Linked DNA regions of Mus musculus: region 2 is linked to region 1. The links are chromatin loops, found by intact Hi-C in ENCODE. Cell type or tissue: gastrocnemius. All regions are shown on one strand.

Evidence for each region. Peaks named below come from ENCODE experiments on the same cell type or tissue, not always from the same donor. Only the 100,000 strongest peaks of a DNase experiment are listed, where the experiment ranks them.
Region 2: it touches region 1 in a loop (4-fold over the local background); 20 of 42 quality-filtered maps call a loop at or near these places.

Annotation. Positions count from the first base shown.
Region 1 is chr15:6,560,994-6,568,993 of GRCm38, forward strand. It overlaps a transcript of Fyb not described here. Among named protein-coding and RNA genes, the nearest start is that of Fyb, 15 kb to the right of the region's middle. In gastrocnemius, no CTCF peak of the experiment used is centred here; a DNase peak (open chromatin) is centred at 4,092; H3K4me3 peaks cover 473 bases; H3K27ac peaks cover 426 bases.
Region 2 is chr15:6,226,734-6,234,733 of GRCm38, forward strand. No RefSeq gene overlaps it. Among named protein-coding and RNA genes, the nearest start is that of Gm16311, 79 kb to the right of the region's middle. In gastrocnemius, no CTCF peak of the experiment used is centred here; a DNase peak (open chromatin) is centred at 4,746.

The DNA of each region.
Region 1 (8,000 bases):
TTCATAAAAGTGATAGTCTTATTACTATTTAATGATGTCTTATTCTAAATGGATTACTAAAAAATAGAAGTGCTCTCAATGATTACCATATCATTAAAAGTTCTTCAGGGTCCTCCAGTGAGTTCTAAGTATCCAGTGAGTCCACAGAGCTTACAATCAAGGCTCTAGAATATGGAATGTACAAACATAAGGGAAATAGCCTCCTAGACAACACTTAACTGAAGAAGGGAAGAAGCGGAGGGGACGGTTGGTCAGATGGTCAAGCGTTCTTAGAGACATTCCCATGTTTTCATAGCCCCATCAGCTAATTATTCTTTTCACAGCCACAACTAAGACGTACTTTTATCCCCCCATAAACAAAACCACTCATTTGCTCAAACAAAGATTTGCTAGCACTTTCCAGTTGCATACAAACTCTTTTGTTTCACAAAATAGTCACTTCAGGATCCTGTGTTCACAAGAGTTTTAAATGAGGATTTAATTTTAATTGGAGAAGATGGCTGGAACTATTGGCAGCCTGGGCTGAGGCTGTAGTAAAAGCACATGGATATCACACATACACACACACACACACACACACACACACATATATATATTATACACACACACGTATTTGTGGGTCATTCCAAGAATAATGAGTAGCCTACTGCCTAAGTCATCTGTCTCACATTCCTAGAAGCCTGTTGTTTTTTTTATTTTCATATGACTTATATTTGGGGGTTAATGATACCAGTAAAACTTACATCAAATCAATGGTTTAAATATAACAAAGCAAATGGTTTTGGTTTTAGTTTGTTTGCTCGTTTTCAAGGTCTAGGGGTGGAACATGAGGCCTTGTCTATGCCAATAAAGACATCTACCCATTGAGTTACAGCTTTAGCCACTACAGTGTTCATATTGATCAAGGAAGACTACTAAAGAGAATGGAAGTTTCATGCATGCACGCATATGTCCTTTAAACAGATATTAGTCTGCCTACTTCTTCCAGTAACCCTTATACCCTTACCTACCCAGAGAGAGAGAGAGAGAGAGAGAGAGAGAGAGAGAGAAAGGGAGGGGGAAGGGAGAAGAGGGGGGAGGAGGAGGGGGAGGAGGAGTAGGGGGGAGGAGGAGGAGGAAGGAAAAGATCACTGTTCTTCATTATTCTATAGTAATCCTTTTCCCAAGAGCCCAGAGCCACACACTTGAACAATATAGCCTTCTCCTGTATCCCTATAGACTCTGTCCTGTCTGAGGCAGGTTTGCCATTACTCCTCAAGTCTCATCACCATTGTCAAACTCTACCCAACCTTATCTAGACTCCCCTCCAAGGCTTCACACACAGGCTAATGCCAAGGTGGCCTAGTGGTCAAACCCCAACTAAAGAAGGAGCATCTGAGATGAGCTAAGTCCGTGGGAATTTAGACTTCTCTGTTTCAGTTCCCCGGACCTCTGTGAAAAGAAGAATACTCCCTGTAGCTATTTACCTCGTGGCACAGAAGAATTTTGAAAATACTTCGTCTCTGGTCACTTCCTTATTCACATTTTCCCCCATCCCACCAAACACTACACATCTCTCAAGTAGTATTTCAGGCTCCGCCATCTTGAAATGATTTCTCGTGACCACTCTTCCTCAAGGCTTAAAATATCTTGTGCTGTAATAGACACAGCACTATGCATTTGGGTTTTTTTTTTCCCATATAACCTTGAACTTGAATCATTTCCCCTGCAGTTCCTCTTTGGCATATAAAACAATATGTCCTGGGGTTCAAAGGTGAATAAGTTGTGAGTAATATTTCTCATGTTTCTCTATAAGATAGCTGTACTTGGTTATATTGAGAGCATTGCAGAAATATCATATCTAAAAACACCTAAGTCTGGTGATGTAAGATTAAAATGTGTGGGGTTTTTGTATTCAGGAGAACCTCAGCTTTGGAGCTCTGCTTCCTCTTCCTTCAATTCGGGGGGTGGGGGGGGTGACTCGGGGAGGGGGAAGACTCACAGAGCATTGCTACAGGTGACAGTGTCTCCAGCTGGTATTTATCTATTTATTTGTTTACTTACTTATTTAGTGTATGAGTATTTTTTTCTGCATGTATGCCCAGGCACCATGGGCATACATTGTCTATGGAGGACCAAAGACGGTGTCAAAGGACCTGAAACTTGAGTAACAGACAATTGTGAGCCACCATGTGGGTGCTGGGAATTGAACCTGGGTTCTCTGGAAAAACAGCCAGTGCTCTTAACCACTGAGCCATCTCAACAGCTCCTTGGTCTTTCTAATATAAAAGAAAGTCAAAGAAAGACAAAGAAAGACCAAGTGCTCAAAGAAAGTCAAACTTCAATCATCATTATTCCGGGGGCCTATTTGCTGCCATTACTTGCCACAGACTATCACGACTTTCCTGGGGTTCCTCTGTGCTCACTACCTACAAAACTCAGGCTTGCTCATCATGATGGTGTGTCCAGGATCCAAGTTCTGGAAGATAGAGATGTTATTTCTCCAGGAAAAAGGTTATCTCTTGATGCTTCTCCCCTTCATCTGGCCACTGACTTGGGGGAGATGCATTTACATGTGTGTGATCTGACATACATGCTCTTACAGCTCATGCAATCCATGGTTTCCAGTTTCCATGTGGATTTTTCAAGGTCATAATTGAGGTCAGTCTGTAGACTTCAGGAGAAGCAATGCCATGAAGGATAAGCCAGGAGGAGAATTTCGAAGGCTCATCACATCATGACTTGCAAAGCCAATGCCAGCTGAGGTCAGGCAGGTGACTTTCATGACGGGACCAAGTAGAGCAAGCCATGCCAGCTCTCTAGACCACTAATGGGATTAGACTCTCACAGGCAGCCAGACGTCTGTCTGAATGTGAAAATGCCCAGTCTACATTTCCCTTTTCAATGTTATTGTTGTTCTGTTTCTGTTTTTTTTTTAGTTCAAATTTACAGAAAAGCTTAAACAATAATTCCTGAAATCCTTCATTCTCATCATTTAAATTCATTCAGATTTTTAACATTTTGACGCATCACACGTGTTTATATAAATACTTCATAAACCACCTGAGTACATAAACTATGTAAAATGGAATAACTAGTTCTTAAATTTTTCAGTATGCATCTCTTACAAAATGATTATCAAGCCTACAAACCATAACAGTTGTATATTATTGATGGCTCATCTTGAAATTTCTTCATCTTGGTCCAAATTATTTTGGAATCCTTGTTTTTATTCCAAATCAAAGGTCTAATAAAGATTAAAACCTTGCTTTGGTTATGTGCTGTTGGCATAAATGTCCCCTGATGCTTTAAATACACACTTGAAATTTTTATACATGTATACAATGTATCTTGATCATATTCACCCTTTTTCTGCACCCAGGACTTTTCAGCACATCTCCTTCTCATTTCCAGGTGCTCATTTTCTAGTTATTAATTAATTGATTAATTAACTGAGCCCACAGAGTGCAATTAGTACTGCCAGTGTGCACATGAGTGTTAGGTCACCCACTGGAGCATGGGGGACCTGCTGTGGCCATACTCCTCAAAGCAAGATGATGCTCCTCCCTCAGCAGCCATCAACTACCAATAACTTGTCAACTGGGACAGGACAAGATTTAATGAATCAGGACATAACGATATTACCACGTGATAATATCGTTAGGAGGCGAGTGTGAGAGAATAATGTGACCTGAGCTTACATACAGATGTGCAGGAGTCCAGGTGAAGTTACGGGGAAGGCAGGAATTGAGAGAAGTGGGTGCTGTGTGCGACTATAGATGTCTTCCAAGTTAATAAAACAGTGTCACTTGCCACTGAGGGTTTGGAATATGGAATATTAAAGCACTTACCTAGAGTAAGTCTATAGGTTCAATACCCAGAACTCAAGAAAGTTTTAAAAAAATGTCTTTTTTTTTTTTTTTTTTAACCCTAAGGGTTGGAAACCCAATGAAATGCTTTAAGCAAATGTGATTCGTTTATCACAGAGAGATCGTGACAGGCCTACGGGGAAAGGATCCTATTTGAAGAAAAGCAGTACTGTAAGAGGCTGTGTTAGTGCCAGACAGGAAGACTAGAGGCAGTGCTCGGTGGGGGAGGGGAGGGCGAAATTCCAAAGATACTTGGGAGGCTGAGAGACAGGGACACGCTGACAGGAGGTAAGACTGTGAGTCAGAAAAAGGAGTCTAAAACAGATTGCCAACTCATGTGTCTCATGTCCGGTCGGCCGGACAGCCAGAGAACATTGACCGGTGTGTGTTCACTGGATCGGAAAGACAGGGACCAGGGAGCGTGAGGATAAGAGGTTAACAAGAAACACAGTGAGCAGTCAGGGGTAGGGTGCAAGCCAGATGGGGCCTCTCCAGGCACTCCAGCCCTATAGGGAACTTGCTATCCAAATCAAAGGGGTGGAGCCAGAAGGAAGGGGAGGAAACATTGCGGTTTTGCTGAAAGTCTTCCCTGTGTTCTCAGCTGACCTTGAGGCTTTCCTTTCCCCACTTTAAAAAAAAAAAAATCTGGTCAAGACATTCATCAAGAATGAAGAAACTGTGACTATTCTCGAATCTTCTATTTTAAACATTTAATCTTTTTTTTAATTTTCCTTATATTTTTCTATCAAATACTGATGTCATCAAATTGTACTTTTTGTGCAAAGAAAAACTCTAGATAAACCAAGTTAAACCATTCGTGTGGGAGGTCATAATTAGATATCAAATCCTTCCGTGTCTCCCCCCCCCCATTCCTATTCAAATTCATAGCCTCTTTTATTTTCACTGTTGCTACTTAGATATATTTCTAAATTCATAAATACAACCCGCTCGATCTGTATAATGGTACTCATATGTACATTCTTCTGCGCTGACATTTGTTATTGCCAGCCAGTCCGTGTGCATTTCCCTGGGAAAGAGTATCTCTCCTGGATTCAGCATTCCTTAGTCGCCTTTATGTCTTAATGTAGGGTTGAGACCTCATCACTATTTTTTTTTTTTTTTTTTTTTGTCCATGTTGATTCTGTTGTTGTTGTTAATATTTGGATATCTATGTACCTCAACTGTGTGCAGTACCCATGGAGAACAGAAGAGGGCACCACAATCCACGGGAACTGGGGGTCCAGCAGATGCTGAGCCACTGTTTGGGTACCCAGGTCCTCGGGATAAACAACCAGTGTCCTTAAGCAGTAAGCACTGTCTCCAGCCCTGGCCCTGTAGGTTTTTTAAAGTCTTATTCTCCAATGTAACTATGTCTCTAGGATCTTTAGAAGCTCAGAGATGGAAACTAACTCCGCCAGAGAGTTTTTTAAAAGAAAAGAGAAATGAGACGAATAATGTCGAGGTTTTTTTAAAAAGGACAAAATACAGAAGAGAAAAGCCACTGCCGTTTGGGGGGGGGTTCTTTGTTTGTTTGTTTGTTTTTGTTTTTTGGGTTTTTTTGTTGGTGGTGAGTTTTTTGTTTGTTTGGGGGTTTTGTTTGGGGGTTTTGTTTTGTTTGTTTGTTGTTTGTTGTTTTTGTTTTTGTTTGGTTTTTCGAGACAGGGTTTCTCTGTGTAGCCTTGGCTGTCCTGGAACTCACTTTGTAGACCAGGCTGGCCTCGAACACAGAAATCCACCTGCCTCTGCCTCCCAAGTGCTGGGATTAAAGGCATGTGCCACCATGCCCGGCTTGTTTTTGTTTTTGTTTTTGTTTTTCACACATTACATAGGAGCCAGTCCTGCACGGTATGGCTTGTGATGTTTCTCTCTGCGTGCAGAAGTCTTGAGGTAAGGAAGAAGAAGTGGCCACAAAAGCCAAAGGGAATCAGCAGACTTCACATTGTCTCCCCATTCCTACAGAACCCACTCCCCTCTCCATCCCCCGTGGGTCTGGGCACCATGCAGCCTAACGCCGCAGACTGTAAGCTCAGTGGAGGGAGGGATGTCTTTTTTGGATGAGCTGTGGTCGGGACATATTCGGTTCACAAAGCTCTTGACCATCACGAAGGCATCTCGAACTTTCCCTGAGACATCCATTCATTTGAACTTCACCTACTCCACGTCAGTTTTGGTGGTGGAAGGGCGTGACCCTGCTGCCAAATTCACTCCTTTGCTGAACAGCCAGAAGGGAGCCCCAGAGCTATCAAACTGCACTTAGATCCCTGTCACGAAGGAAGCTGTTAGGACTGTGTTGAAGGCAGACTCTTGGCCAAATGAGTTTCATTCCCAAACAGGCTTTAAAGGCCAGAAGAACTAACATAGCCACCAACACCAGATCACCATATTTGAAACAGGACTGCCTTGGGCGTCGGTTTCAGGTTGGTCACTATTTTTTTTAAAGACCCAGAATATTAAATATTATTTTTCAATTGAGTTGGAGTGTTTTAATTGCTAAAATGAAGCAACAATAATAGTAAGTTCTCCATCTAATGTGGAAACAGAGAAGCAAGCATGTGGACAACAACGGATGTGAGCAGTTATCATTTTCCTGGTCCAGTGGAACGGGGTCTGATTTCTCAACCTGAGCGAGGGTGGGCTGAGTTAGAGGAATTTGCAGAGGTAGTGAAGGAGGGCTCTGATACCCCACACACTCATTTGATCCTCCCAGGCCCTGCCCCGCTCTACACTGACTCGTCTTTCCTTGTGTTGTGCCCTAGAGCAGCGCAGGATGGGGGATAGCAGCTTGGGCTTGGCATCCGTACCCACAAAGTTAGAGACGTGATTTTATTTCTATTTAACTGTTCAGGTTTTCCTGTGATTTACCAAAGCTTTTACTGGGAAGTAAGCACGAGAATAATGAAAACATTATCTATCAGTTTCTTCTTAAAATTATGTTGTGTGTGTGTGTGTGTGTGTGTGTGTGTGTGTGTGTGTGTGTGTGAAAGAGAGAGAGAGACAGAGAGACAGAGAGACAGAGAGATCACTTGAGCACATTCACAGTACCTTTTATCTTATTTGCAACATGGTCTCTTCTCCATCCAGCACTCTATACACCACTCACTCACTATACAGCAGGACTACAAGCTTCCTAACTTGCAACATGGTTGCTGCCACAGGGCTTTATCTGAGTTCCTATGATTCAAAGTTAATTCCTCATGCTTGCATGATAAGCACTTTCCCCAGTGAGGCCTTTCCGCCAGCCTAGCAGGTTTCTTTTAGGACATAATGAAAGCAATTCTTTCCAACTCTTCCGTTAACACTATCTCCAGAAGGATTCAAGGTGACAAAAGAAAAAAGAAAAAAAATGCACTCTTTATGATGTGTCTTCTTGCCTCTAGATCAGTGGTTCTCAACCGGTGAGTCGCAACCCCACATATCAGATAGCCTTCGTATCAGTTAATTATATCATGATTCATAACAGTAACAAGATTACAGCTATGAAATTGCAATGAAAATAATTTTATGATCAGGAGTTACCATACTATGAGGACCTGTACTCAAGGGTTGCAGCATTAGGAGAGCTGAAAAACCACTGCTGCAGTTGGAGGAACAAATGTCAAGGCAATATGTTATCCTGAAAGTATAGGGAAGGCGCTCTGCCTTTGCCATATCTACTACACAAACAAAAAACCCAACATTCTCAGACTGCTCTATCCTAGAAGATGTCAAAACACCCACCAAAAGGATGTGGGGGTAAAGACCCTCACAGGAACCCTATGGAAGGATGGGCTTCAGCCCCAAGCCTCTACTTTCAGTTTCCTTAGGGAGGAAAAAGAGGCATCCTGATTGACAGCTGGTGAGGGATGCAGAGGGAGGAGCTGAGGTTCATAGTAACTTCTTTTGTTTGTCCATTTCACAGCCCTTATCAAAATATAGGAATCTCTTGTTCTGAGAGCTGTCTGAAGTAGGTCACTGGCAGGAGAGCGCGAGTCAGTTAGTGTTCACTCATCTATGAAGGCAGATCTTCCTGGGAGGACAGTGGGAGGCTCTAGTATGACATCTACAAGGTCTACTTGCCTGGTTCGCTTTGCTGGGCTGGGGATAGTACTTGGCTTACAAAGGTGGTCTTTCATGTTATGAAGGAAGGAAGAAATTAAGTAAAACTTGCTAAAA
Region 2 (8,000 bases), 330 kb before region 1:
GATGAAGAGAAAGAAGAAAGATGAAGACTGAATAAACTGCTGTTAGAAGGACTGGTGGTCGCATCGTTCTTGCTGGTCGAGAGCAGGCGCGACAATTGGTGGCCCGTACGGGGAACTGACTCCCCCACCGAGTTCAGAACTTTCAGCAATCAGTGGTTGCCGGCAGGGTAAGTTCGCGGTGAGTGAAACTTGCGACCCCAGGAGTTTGGGAAGGACCTCGGATAAAATAGAGGTGAGCATAAAGTTGCCAAGAAGTAGGCACAAAGTAACCCAGGAGTTTGGGAAGGACCTCGGATAAAATAGAGGCGAATATAAAGTTGCCAGGAAGCAGGCTTTGGGACAAGTTAAGGTTCCTGGTTTTGGGACAAGTTAAGGTTCCTGGTTTGGGGACAAGTTAAGGAACTATGATAACCTCAGTGTAGTGATCAATAGATCCTCGCTGTGTAGTTATGCTTTTTTCTCCCATTGACCCTTTGTGGGTAGGTCTGATAGTTTTGGTCTTGTTTGTTCTGATATATGGACTCTGTTACTGTTTGAAACTGTGTGTAGAGGCAGTCAAGACAGGTCAGAAAATCCTTACAGAGCAACAAGAAAGTATGTCAGAAGAGGAAAAGGGCTTAAAAAGAAAAAGGAAAAAGAAAGGAGACACAGTGTTATCAGGTGGACAGAAAGGACAAAATAAAAGAGCTGAGGCGGAGGAGGAAGGCGAATTAGCTTTTGCTCCCCCTCCCTATGCCTCCTCGTCAGCCATCTATGGGCAGACCTTCTGTCCGGAGGTCTGGAAAGAGGATAGATTCTCCTTGCTGGGATGTCCTATTTTCACTGATCAAGCTGAATTTGCATGGGATAGAGATATGCTGCTTGATCAAGGTAGATTTGCACAACAACAGACAGGATATCCAGTGCAGGTGTTTGAGCAGGTGAATCAGATTCCTATAAGGGCGTGGAAATCATTGCCTAACAGAGGGGAAGTTAGTGAAAACTTGACTCTCATATTGACTCCCCAGATGGACACACAGGTGATTGAGGTTATGGTCTCATTACCACGAGGTATTGTGTCCATCTCCCCTGGGGATCGACAGGATCAGGTGTTGACGTGGGCGAGAGGGTCTGTTTGTGTGTTTCCACAGGACCAGACGGAACCTCTTTGGGTGCCGGAGAGATTGGTGAGACACTGCAAGAATGAGGCTCCTGATCCAGTTGCCCCTGTGGATGTGGTGGATGATCCCACAAACACAAAGGATGGAGCCGAGATGAGAGATCCTTTCGGTATTCCAGAAGCCGATACCAGCTCGACATGACATTCAAATTTTTCCACGCTTTTTGATCCCTGAATTCCCCTTAAAGAGATAGCCCCGCTGGCTATCTATCCCTTGCTTCAGAGAAGATGAGTGGGGATGAGAGCCCTGGGATGTATGCTTGTTATAGTGTGTGTGTTTTGTGTGTTTGGCACATGTGTTAGGTGCAGAGTGTGCAGGCCCACACTTTCGCCATGGTAGCGTAGGCTTTTGCTGCAGTGGAGGCGGGACAATCTCCTCAGATTCGGTTTGCCGCTCTAAAAGAAATTATGCTGCGTTATGCCGTGGGGTGCGAGGCTAAGCACTGCACAGAGGATAGCTTGCTGTTGGCATCCTGTGGAAGGCACGTCTGATTGCATGAAGGTTCAGTGTCCTAGTTCCCTTCCCCCAGGAAAAACGACACGGGAGCTGGCCAAGACCTCTCTGGGTGATGAGCCTAAGGGATGGTTTTGTGTAGGGCCCCTATGCTTGCACACTGGGGATCAGACCTCTACCTTCACCCATGAGGCTTGCTTGCAGCAATTAAGATCTGGCCATAGGTTAATTAACATCCTGGCCTTTTGATGCACCTGCCGCAAGCAAAACACAATCTCCCCAGGAGTGGCTTGGCATAATAGAGAGGTAGTCAGTGATAAGACTCCCTGGGCATGTCACCAACCTAAGACAGGGATCAAACCAATGCTGTTTGTCACCCAAGGACGGGTAAGGGGCATGGCTGCGGGGGGCTATCTACAGACATTCTCTCTGCCAAAAAAGAAAAAAGGGGGAATTGTGGGGAGCGGGTGTGGCGGCAGTCCCAAAGGCGCCAGGGACTGTAGCTAAGTCATATGACTTGCACCTGACTTCCTCATATAAACCACAAACATCTTGAGAGCTGCGCAGGTGTACCAGGATACTGGTGAATCCATTTTGATGGAGATATGCCCCTGCTGCCCTGATTAGCTGAAGCTGCGTGCCTGGTGAGGTGGCGTGGCCTGCTGTGCGTGGATGGGAACTGAGAGTATAAAAGAGTGAGAGGCCCAGGGTTCGGGGGAGATATAAAAACAAGGGAGATATAAAAACAAGGGAGATATATAAACAAGGGAGATATATGGAGAAAGAAGAAACAGGACTGAATAAATGTGTGCAGAAGGATCCTGTAGCAGCGTCGTTCTTCCTGGCCTGTTGAGCGCGCGCAACAAGTCTGGAACCATAATGATGGCAGGAAAAAACAGACAGACGTCCAGGATCCTGTGTGTTCTGAATGCTGGACAGATAATCTCAAAACAATTATTGGTGGAAATCTTTGTCATCTTAATGTTTATGTCTTATGACTTACTGGTTTTTTTTAAAGTTTGTGAAAAATTGTATTTCCTTTAAAAACAAAAATCAACTTAAAAATCACCTTCTATGTTAAGCATTGGCAATCAATCAATCAATAAAACAGCATCGACCAAGATCCCAGGAATTATTTCATTTTAGAAAAATCAGAATGACCCAGAGAATCATAAAATGTAAACTAGCCTAGCAACTCTGTGTCATGCATTAGTTCATCCATGTCTCAGCCATGGAAATACAGCAAGCATTAAGTGTGCCAGACGTCCCTGACCACCTAGAGTTTATAAGCTAAGAAGAAGATTAAACACAAAGAAGAACATGAAACTCCAAGCGAGATGTTGAGCTCACTGTGTGAAAGAATTAATCAAGTAAGCGAGGTCGAAAGTGCCACCACTGTGTGTTCTATTTTCCCGGTCAGAGAAGGCCCCACCTAGGAAGAGATCTTGAGCAAGGCTGTTGAAAATGTAGACAGTCAGATCGAGGGAAGAAAGGAGCCTACAAAGCTTGGGAAACAGGTGCGGATGCCTGTCCAGGTAGGGAATACTGAGCTCATCGATGGATCAGTGAATCAGCAAGGAAGCCCCATGTACCTGGAAAGAACAACCGATGAGACAATCAGACAGAGGGACTGACAGCATAGATCATATTGCAACTTTGGAGGGGAAACTTTGACTTCAAGTGGGCAGAGAAGTGCCCTGACTTTGCAGAAAGCGTGACTGCACCACGGGAGAAGAGGAACCTATGAGTGTGAGCGCATAATGTAGAGATTGCTAATTCAAATTCAGGTGATGAGATCAACCCAAGCCTACAGTTAAAGGGCGGTAAAAGTAATGGTGTTTCAAAGGAAGTTGATGAGACTGGCTTGTGGACATGGGTCTGAATGATTCTAAACCAGGTGAGGTAAAAGAAAGAGAACTCCACAATGCACGTAGTGGCACGAAGTCTAAAGCTCAGTACCTTCTGTGAGCCGAACAACTACCAAGAATTTTCAGAAGGGGCTGGTGATGCACAAGGGAGAATTAAGAATGTGGTTGGGCGTCAACTTTCCTACTGTGGTTCTTCGGCAAAATACAACGGTCAGTGCATCATGGGATATGCTAGCAAGGACATCAAGGTAATCGAGATCTATCTAGGGCAATATTGATGTCTTCTCATTATAAATGACATTTAAATCAGTAAGATTTGAAAAGGCCATTCGGGAGCTGGCTTTACAACGGGAAGAGCCCAAGAGTAAGTTTTAGCATGTACCACTGTTTAGAAAGCCGTTTTAATAAGCAAGGTGTTCATTTTAGTCTTAGTAAGAAGTATGTAGAAGTAAGAAATATGTAGATAATGTACGAGTAATTTTTCTGTTACTGTGACAAACATCATGACCAGAAGCAATTCACAGAAGGAAGAGTTTATTTGCTTACGGTTGCAGGAGGGTAAAGGTCTGTCCTGGTAGATAAGCACAGCAGCAAGCAATAGTCATGGCAGCAGGAGCAGGAAGCCGGGAGATTACACCTCTTACTGCATCGAGGAAGCAAAGAGGGAGAGGGCAGTAGAGCATGCTATGAACTCTCAAAGCCTTCCTCCTGTGACTTACTTTCCCCAGCAAGGCATGTCCGCTAAGCCTCTCCAAAAAGAGCGACCAACTAGGGGCTGAATGCCTATCGAAGACATTTCTTATCCAAACTATTACAGGTAGCATGAGCAGGAGCAACACATGTTATGACAGCCATGGAAATTCTTCTCCATGTTTATTCCCCAACACAAGAGAGGTGTGTCAGCGGGCACTTAGGAAACTCAGTCTCTAGCCCCTGAACTAAAAAAACTCTTCAGAAATCTAGATGAATTGGTAGAAACCAGATTGTAATCCCTGTGATACCTCTAGGCATATAAAACCAGATACTATTTTTGTCTCTTAAGACATAGAAAGAAAGAAATAGTATCTCTGTCATATTTAGGTGAAGAGCTGTAATGCTCCCGGCATTCCTGGCTGGATTGGAGCCCTATGGAACCTACTCCTCTGGCTCTGCTTCACCCTCCTCGGTCTGGCTTGGCAGACAGAGGCATCAGATGTCCTGGAGGGAAGCGGGCAGACACCAGAAGACAGTTTATAGCTATCAACACTAGTTCTGTCCTATTTAGTTGAAGAGCTGTGAGCATTCACCGAGTGCTACGACAGCTGGCACTCGGCCAACTGTCTCTGTGTTGGGTCTCTTCCAGGATTTCTCCACCTCCTCTTCTCTTCCTTCATACTGGCCGAGTCACTAGTAAGTGACCCCACATCCAACGTATGTCCCACACATATGATTCCCTCCAGATCTCTTTCTGCTCATCCCTCAGGCTTAGAGGGATGGACAGCAAAGAGACTCTCTCCCTCTCTTCTTCTCTCCCTCCCCTTTACTTCCCCTCCCCCTCCCCCTCCCTTCCCTTTCCCCCTCCCCCCTCCTGATTATAAGATACAGTAGTAGCCACCCTGCAGCTACCTCCGTCATTAACTCTTATCTCTGTAATGTAAGTTTCTTAAACTCTTCTTAAACTTCCTCGATTGAGTGTATCAGCATTTTCCTGCCAGGAACCCTGAGAAGCACAGCTTTAGAATACTGTCTCTTTACCTCGTCACCACGGTGACACTATGCCAAGTTTAGAATTTTGTCACATTAGCCCTCAACAACAAGCACAACACTATGACACAGTACTCTGCTCCATATGACAAACAAGGAAATTGGAAAATTGACCCAAGTCACACTTTAAAAGGGGTAGTCAGATTTTAACGCCTTTATTGGTCTCCAAAGCTTATAGTATTAATCATTTTACCACACTGAAAAGAAAAATCAGTTACAATTAACTGTAATTACAAAGTCACTTACAGTAATAAAGCTATAAAAATTTAAAAATAATTTTAGAAAATTATCTCCTTATTTCATGAGTCACTGGTGTTTGAGTCCTGTCCTGTCTATAACATTTTTGGGGGAATTTTAAAAATTGAGGCTTAGAGTTTAAGAATTTTTAAAAGTCAGAATCAATAACAAACTAGGATGTGGATATTTCAAAGGATGAAAATATTCATATTGTGATGCAATTGAAAAACTGTAGACATGAAAATGGTTTCTCCTCATTGACAAGGAAAAGTTATAACTATTTAATATACTTTAAGGGTCAGCGTGATGAGTAGTTTACACATATTTTCCATGAGTGCAGTGGAGTGACAGGAGCTTCCCATGCATTGTACACATTGCATGTTAATTTGCTGCTATAATTAATGTCATTGTTAGAGACTCCACAGAAGCAAACCAAAGTCAAACCACTGGGTTGCCCAATGTTTCTGATAATCCCTGTGATTTAGTCACTAACCAACAAACGAAAACTTCTTAAAGTAAAGGCTTTAGATGGAAAACTAAGCCAGGAGTTACTTTGCAGCAAGTTAAAATTATGCCATATGTGCTTATTCTTAAAAATATATATATATGGTTAGGGAGTTAAGACAGAATACATAAAACTATCATTTAATTTGTGAGATAGAGCCCATTTATGAATGAAGTGATATGTGCAACAGCAAATACAAAAGGAGAGGAGAGGCCTGGAGTGTTCTGAGTTTGTTCCTGGAGGAGGCACACTCTCAGTTGCCCACTCTGTTGGCACAGCTTTAACCCCTCCCTTTCTAACTTCAAGACAATAATTATTGAGCTGACGGTATAGTACACTGGAGGAGTGATAACCCCGTATACGTAAGGACCTTGGTGTGGTCTCCAGAACTTCAGTAAAACATTAAAATGTACATTATTAACTACCTAGTAGATGTTATTCTTCCATTCTTCAGAGATGAATTGTAATTTAAAATGGCTACTTCGTAAAGGGAATCACTCTTTTAAGCAATTTGTTTTTCTGATTTGTCTGGAGGATTCTTGCCACTCCAGGTGTCCTGGGGAAGTCAGAGCAAGCAGATTCTTCTCAGAATTCACACACACTCATCAGCTGTCCAACTTTCTTCAGACGGCTCAGCAACAGGCAGGCACGCAGGCAGACAGCAGATTATAGGAAACACCCCCCAGCTTCCACCTCAAGCCTACTGCCACTCAGAAAAGAGGTTATCGCTACCTGGGGATCAAGTTCAGGCAATGAGAAAGAAACGACAAGTGTAAACCTCTAGGGATCCAGGACTTCCCTTTCCTCATCTTCCTCATGGTGCCTTTTGTGTGGCTTGCTGAAATACTGCAGATGCTCCACTCACGACAGTGTAGTGCAGAGCATCCCAGGGGGCAAATGTATGCTATGGATCTCTAAGCTAAGAAAGCAGCAGGAGAGAAAGGGGACCTTCTTTGCTATAATACCTAAGACTCTTCCCTTCTATGTTCTTCAAGAACCTTTCTGTTCACCTAAAAGGCAGAGTCTCTCAGCCAGCCCATAGTAGACACTACTGTTTGCTCTACATGTCTGGCCATGTCCTGCAGGAGCGTGTAGGAGGATGTTTCATTCTCCAGACAGGTCAGGCCACTCCTGCATGCTGAGCAAGTGATTCCATCTGCACAATGTCCTAACACACAGACGGGACAAGGGACATAGAAAGATAAGGGAGAACATGACTCTCTCCTTAGAAACTCAAAATTGTAACAAAGTACCTGGTAGTCCAGGGTCAAAGAGCTGGGGGCATTAGTGTCAAGTCTTAGCTGGGCGTGTGGTTGAGGAAACATGAGGAAAGACATTAAAATGCCATGTCACAGCCCAGAACAAAGGTTTTTGAAGTGTTGGGTTTTCCACTCCCATTTAAAGAGGCCATGCTCATATGAACTTATGCATGAACATATCTATTTCAGAAGCTTGAATTTAAATGCAAAATCTCAAGGTGTGCCAGGGTACCTGATGAAAGGCGGTGATTTATAAGCCTATATTAAAGCCATGAGGACCCTGTCTCAAAACAAAACTGAGCAGGCTTTTCTGCAGCATAATATAACAGGCTACACACTCAACAACCTGTCCTCCATTTGACCCGGATGCAGGTGGAGCTGAGATAATCACCAAGGATGAAAGGCAGAAGTGTATGAGGCCACATTGATTCCCCTGGTGTCGAGAAAATTCTAATGAGATGTCATAGCCATATAAAAATATTGTATTACAATTGTAATCAGCTTAAAAAAAAAAAAAAAACAAGACCCTCCTATGCTAGTCCTTCGTCCACAAGCAGGTAATAAACCTGTAAGCAATACAGGCCATTCTTGAGAGACTCTCACCCACAAATCTGCAAAGTATATTTTGCAGTTCCAGGTCAACAAAAACAGGGGTAGGTGTATGTGGTGGTTTGCATATGGTTGGCCCAGGGAGTGGCACTATTTGGAGGTGTGGCCTTTTTGGGGTAGGTGTGGCCTTGTTAGAAGTGTGTCAGTGTGGGCATGGTCTTTAAGA